2 separate regions of the Mus musculus genome follow, and region 2 is linked to region 1. The links are chromatin loops, found by intact Hi-C in ENCODE. Cell type or tissue: gastrocnemius. All regions are shown on one strand. Each heading gives the region's core, and the rest is flanking DNA. Links, peaks and the distances in the headings are about the cores only.

Region 1 (2,923 bases), core at 300-2,799:
AAAAGAAAGTTATCCATAAGTAGAACTATAGAAGCTAGAAAGCAGGTTAGAACATCTTGAGCCTCTCCTAGAGTCCATGGACTCTGATGGATTAGACCTATGTTCTAGTTTTGGCGGGTGGTGCTGTCTACCTGCTGAGTTTCCACTTTGGATTCAGTTGTGCTAAGACCTCAGGGCCTACTAATGTCTCTGGGACCCTATCACACCATCATACCCTGCATAGTTTCTTTCTATAACTGAATAATATTATGTACTGTATCAACATGAGGCCTTTTTAAATGCCTGGTCTATCTGGGATATAATAATAGTTATAAAAAGCTGGGGTGTTTTTTTTAAAAGATTTTATTTATTTTATGTACATGAGTGCTTTATCTGTATGTATACCTGCAAGCCAGAAGAGAGCATCATATCCCATTACAGATGGTTGAGAGCCACCATGCAGTTGCTGGGAATTGAACTCAGGTCCTCTAGAGGAGCAGCCAGTGCTCCTAACCAGAGAGCCCAAACTGTTTTTTTCAAATGTCCACTGTTTACTATTCTCACCAGCAAAACACAAGGTTCTGTTTCTCTACATCCTTGCCAGCATTTATTTATTTATTTAAAGACAGGTCTTATTATAGAGCCCTGGCTGTCCTGGAACTTGATTGATTTATAGACCAGTCTGCTCTTGCCTCTGCCTGAAATTCAAGCAGTAGGCCACTACACCTTGCCTGCCAGCATTTGATATTGCCAGCTATTTAAATAGTGTCCAGGATCAGATCCACATCCTATGAGTCTCAGATGAGCACTCTCACTGATTTAAGTCCAAAACCCCATTTTTAAGGATTGTGGTCATTCATGTTGGAATTTTTTATTTTTAAGTATGTATGTGTGTATGTATGTGAGAACCTGCATGTGGGATTATTCACATATGAGTAGAGGTGCCCACAGAGGCAACAAGAGTGTTGAATTCCTGGAATCTGGAGTTCCATTTGGTTGTGAGTATCCTGACATGGGTTCTAGGAACCCCTCATGCAAGCTTTTTAAATTTTATTTTATTTTTAAAGATTTATTTATTTTATCCATATGAGTACACTGTTGCTCTCTTCAGACACGCCAGAAGAGAGGGCATCAGATTCCATTGCAGATGGTTGTCAGCCACCATGTGGTTGCTGGGAATTGAACTCAGGACCTCTGGAAGAGCAGTCAGTGCTCTTAACCAATGAGCCCTCTCTCCAATCCCTCATTCAAGCTTTTAAGAGAAAATAGCACATATTACTTCTTCCATTATATTTTTTCCAAATTGGAATTTTAATGTGTTTTGTAAAACTGGAATGCTCAGTTGTTGTGTCAGAACTTCACCTGGGGAGATAGAACATACAGACCTACTCACCCCAGTCAGGGTCACATGACAGACCAAGGTGTATACCACCGAAGTCCAGCTTGATGAACCAATGAGTCTTACGGGCGTTACTTATAGGAATGTGGGGGAGGGGTTACAGGAATATGGGGGAGGGGTTACAGGAATATGGGGGAGGGGTTACTTACAGGAGCAGAAATGACTCAAAGACAGCTGCATCACCACGGCCCACCCCAGCACGGGTCACAGCTCAGAACTGGGAACCTGGAGGTCATTGTCCAGCCTGCAGGCAGCTCAACAGGTTGGAGAGTGACTCTCTCTGGTCTACACCTCTTCCAGGCAGCTCAGCTGTTTTCTCGGAAGCTGAGGAAAGAGGATCTTAAATGTGAGAAAGAGCCTGAACTGCATACTGAGGAAAGAAAGGACTGATAGTAGAATATCAAATCAGGATTCTGGAATGCTTCCAAACCCGGAGTCCAGGCTATACATCTCTCCTGTTTTTCAGGCTAATCTCTGACAGGTTTTATCTCACTTCTCATTCTAAACAAACAAACAAACGGAACTTGTTCTTTCCTTTTACAGTGTAGGTGTCTGGAATCAAACCCCATTTGTCGGGCTTGGAGGCAAACATCCTTACTGTTCATGAAGTCTGAGCATTTTTATGATTTATTAGGCAGAGTAAGACAGTCCACAAGTAATGTACTTTTAAAATTAACCTTTCTATACCGGTTTTCACAGTGCGGCTGTTTTTGTTGTTCCTCTTAGTGTTAATTCACACTAAAGACTGTGCATCCGACTCCTACATTTATGAAAGTAAATGCCTATTGTTAGAACAAAAAAGGCTACAGAACAAAAAACAAAGCGAAATACCATCTGCTTTAGGTTCAGTGGTATTTTCCCGCTGACAGGGAGGCGGGTTTTTGGGTACAGGAAACGAGTCACTATGGAGGCGGTACTATGTAGATGAGAATTCAGGAGCAAACTGGGAAAAGCAACTGCTTCCAAATATTTGTGATTTTTACAGTGTAGTTTTGGAAAAACTCTTAGCCTACCAATTCTTCTAAGTGTTTTAAAATGTGGGAGCCAGTACACATGAAGTTATAGAGTGTTTTAATGAGGCTTAAATATTTACCGTAACTATGAAATGCTACGCATATCATGCTGTTCAGGCTCCGTGGCCACGCAACTCATACTTACCTGGCAGGGGAGATACCATGATCACGAAGGTGGTTTTCCCAGGGCGAGGCTTATCCATTGCACTCCGGATGTGCTGACCCCTGCGATTTCCCCAAATGCGGGAAACTCGACTGCATAATTTGTGGTAGTGGGGGACTGCGTTCGCGCTCTCCCCTGGTTTACTTGGTTTTAAAAATAGCTTGCACTAGCGATACCGCGAATATGGTTATTAGGTTTGTTAGGCACAGTCGTGTCTTACTATAGAAAAATAACGTAGTGTTCATTTTGCTGCCTGTATGTGTTAATTTGTCCTTATTGCGCCATTGTTCTTGTTAAGTCTTCTGTAAGGAGTTGCGGGTTTCAAACTGTCAGTCTGAGAGCATAAGCTCACTTTTCAGTCAGTTGAAT
Region 2 (2,923 bases), core at 267-2,766, 49 kb after region 1:
CTGGTGAGTTAGAGATTAAAATAATGGGATCACTAAAGGCCAGCACGCCCTTCTGGGTCTGAGTGTGTTCCCATGTAGGAGATAAAACCTATTCTGGAAGTGTCTGAGCTCCTTCCATATATAACTGTAATTTCTAGCATAATGGTGACCTTGTAGTAGCTGTTAAATAGCACTGAATGACATCCGCATCAGGCCCTCCTATATCATAAAGCTGAGTGGGACTAAACAAGCTGAAAAGACAGACATTGATGGCTGTGCCAGGGAAATGGGGATAAAAGCCTAACGTCTGAGCCCCTTTATCCCAGTGCTGATGCTGGATATACAGACGGCAATGGCAAAGATGGACCGCGTATTTGTTTCAAAGACTAATTCTAAAACCCAAAGTAAACATTGATGCTCAAAGTTAGCATAGTTTGGAGTTATCCAGGAATTGCAGAGAAATGTATTTTCACAGAAATCAAGGTTTTTTGGTACACTATATCACTTTGACAACTATGTTTTATTTGTGGAAATAAGTTTGTTCCTTTTGTTTTTGTGTTTGTTTTTAGTACAGAGTTTCTCTGTGTAGCCTCAGCTGCCCTGGAACCCTATCTGTAGTCCAGGCTGTCCTAGAACCCACAGATATCCACTTGTGTCTGCTTCCTAAGTGCTGAGATTAAAGACATGTCCATTACTGCCTGGCTGTGGTGATACATTTTTAAAAGTCACCTGAAAAAGGCAACAGAAATCCTAGAAATAGAAAAAAAAAGTAATTTAAAATCGTTCCAATAAAGCTGGAGGAGGAAGGGGGGAAATTGGCAACCTGGATGGAAGGAAATTAAAAGGCTCTGTCTGTATGTTTGTGTGAAGGTTTCTGATTCCCTGGATCTGATGTTAAATTGTGAGCTGTCACGAGTGCTAGAAATGGAACACGGGTCTGGAGGAGCAGCCAGCGCTCTTAATTGCTGAGCCATCTCTCCCACCCCCAAATTTTATGTATTTTAAAATGTCATAAATAAACTTTGTATGTATAAATTTCAATCTGGAGATTTTGGGGTGGTTTTTACCATGGGTTTCACTTGTAGCTAACCAAATCTGACGTCACACTTGGGAAAAAGCAGTTGCCTCAATCTCCACAGTGTTCTGACATGTGCAGTTTCAGATGTCTTTGGGCACGGGACAGAATTTATTAAATAGAGCGTGCAGTCCTGGAATGGCCATTTTCCCCACGTGATTTTTTGTTTCTTCCTCGCGGAAGGCTTGATCCAGTAGTCCAAACTGTCGCGCGTCTGCGAACTTGCGGCTTCGCAAAACTTACAGCCGCATGGCAGAAGCGCAGTCCCGGGCGAGCGACAGGGAGGCGAGTGGCTGCCAGTGACCCGTCGCAGGCGGAAGTGGGACGGGTCAAGAGAGGACTGTGATCCGATTGGCTGTTCGGCGACCGTATGCTAATCGCGGTGACAGTCTGCGTGGTGTAGGGACACGGTAGCGACTCAAAATGCCCCGTGGACGGGGTCTGGAGAGGTGTCGGTCTGTCAGAGAAGGTGTCCCCGCGAGGGCAGACGCGGTGTGAGATAGAGGCGCGGACAGGGATGTCACGGGTCGTCTGTGCGTCAGTCGCCGTGACTAAGATGTGGGGGCGGCCGGTGCAGTGCGGCGCGGTGTGGAGCGTGAGGTTAAGACTATACTTTCAGGGATCATTTCTATAGTTCGTTACTAGAGAAGTTTCTCTGACTGTGTAGAGCACCCGAAACCACGAGGACGAGACGTAGCGTTCCCTCCTGAGCGTGAAGCCGGCTCTAGGTGCTGCTTGACTGCAGCTGCCTCCTGCCATTGATGATCGTTCTTCCCTCCTTTGGGAGGGTGAGAGGGAGGGAACGCAGTCTGAGTGGACGCGGTTTTATTTTACATGTTTGGGAAAGTCAGAAAACTTATTTTTTTCTTCTTTAAGGTCGTCTCAGTGATTTGCCCTTTTTTTTTTGTAATCATATGTACAATTTTTTAATTTTATTTTCCATTCTTTATTAGGTATTTAGCTCATTTACATTTCCAATGCTATACCAAAAGTCCCCCATATCTACCCACCCCCACTCCCCAGCCCACCCACTCCCCCTTTTTGGCCCTGGCGTTCCCCTGTACTGGGGCATATAAAGTTTGCAAGTCCAATGGGCCTCTCTTTCCAGTGATGGCCGACTAGGCCATCTTTTGATATATATGCAGCTAGAGTCAAGAGCTCCGGGGTACTGGTTAGTTCATAATGTTGTTCCACCTATAGGGTTGCAGATCCCTTTAGCTCCTTAGGTACTTTCTCTAGCTCCTCCATTGGGAGCCCTATGATCCATCCATTAGCTGACTGTGTGCATCCACTTCTGTGTTTGCTAGGCCCCGGCATAGTCTCACAAGAGACAGCTACATCTGGGTCCTTTCAATAAAATCTTGCTAGTGTATGCAATGGTGTCCGCGTTTGGATGCTGATCCCTGGATATGGCAGTCTCTACATGGTCCATCCTTTCATCTCAGCTCCAAACTTTGTCTCTTTCTATGGGTTTGTCCTTTCTATGGTGAACGCTTTTTGAGCACTTTGGTGCTTTAGACTGTGTACTCATGCCATTCTCTTTTTATTCTTATTTTGTGTTATGAATTAATATAGTGTAAGTCTTGTATTCATATGTTCTCTGTCTGCCCACTAGTTCTGCATGTGTTTGTATTTTATGCTTAAGGTTTTCTCAAAGTCTACTTTTTTTTTAACTGTTCTTGGCAAGACCCTGAGTATTTACCATGTTCCTAAAACATCCCATAAAGAAGGGTTTTCTAGGTATTTTACAAATATCTATTATAGGATTTTTTTATGTCGTTTTACCCATGTTCCTATTAAGTTTTTGCTGAGTAGTCATCTAGGGTTTTATACAATTTTTTTTTTTTTTTACTATGGTGAGAATAAGAT

What was found. A loop is a pair of places that touch in the nucleus more often than their neighbours do. Peaks named below come from ENCODE experiments on the same cell type or tissue, not always from the same donor. Only the 100,000 strongest peaks of a DNase experiment are listed, where the experiment ranks them.
Region 2: it touches region 1 in a loop (5-fold over the local background); 14 of 42 quality-filtered maps call a loop at or near these places.

The regions. Positions count from the first base shown.
Region 1 is chr11:87,420,339-87,423,261 of GRCm38, forward strand. The region is part of intron 1 of Tex14 (testis expressed gene 14); the gene reads left to right. Rnu1a1 (U1a1 small nuclear RNA) reads left to right here and starts at 2,529; the gene lies at 2,529-2,692. RefSeq lists an enhancer at 2,012-2,923. In gastrocnemius, for the core only: no CTCF peak of the experiment used is centred there; DNase peaks (open chromatin) are centred at 1,626, 2,283 and 2,665; H3K4me3 peaks cover 1,233 bases; H3K27ac peaks cover 2,071 bases.
Region 2 is chr11:87,469,711-87,472,633 of GRCm38, forward strand. The region is part of intron 2 of Tex14 (testis expressed gene 14); the gene reads left to right. It overlaps Rnu3b2 (U3B small nuclear RNA 2), which reads left to right and starts at 1,658; the gene lies at 1,658-1,872. In gastrocnemius, for the core only: no CTCF peak of the experiment used is centred there; a DNase peak (open chromatin) is centred at 1,323; H3K4me3 peaks cover 415 bases; H3K27ac peaks cover 1,079 bases.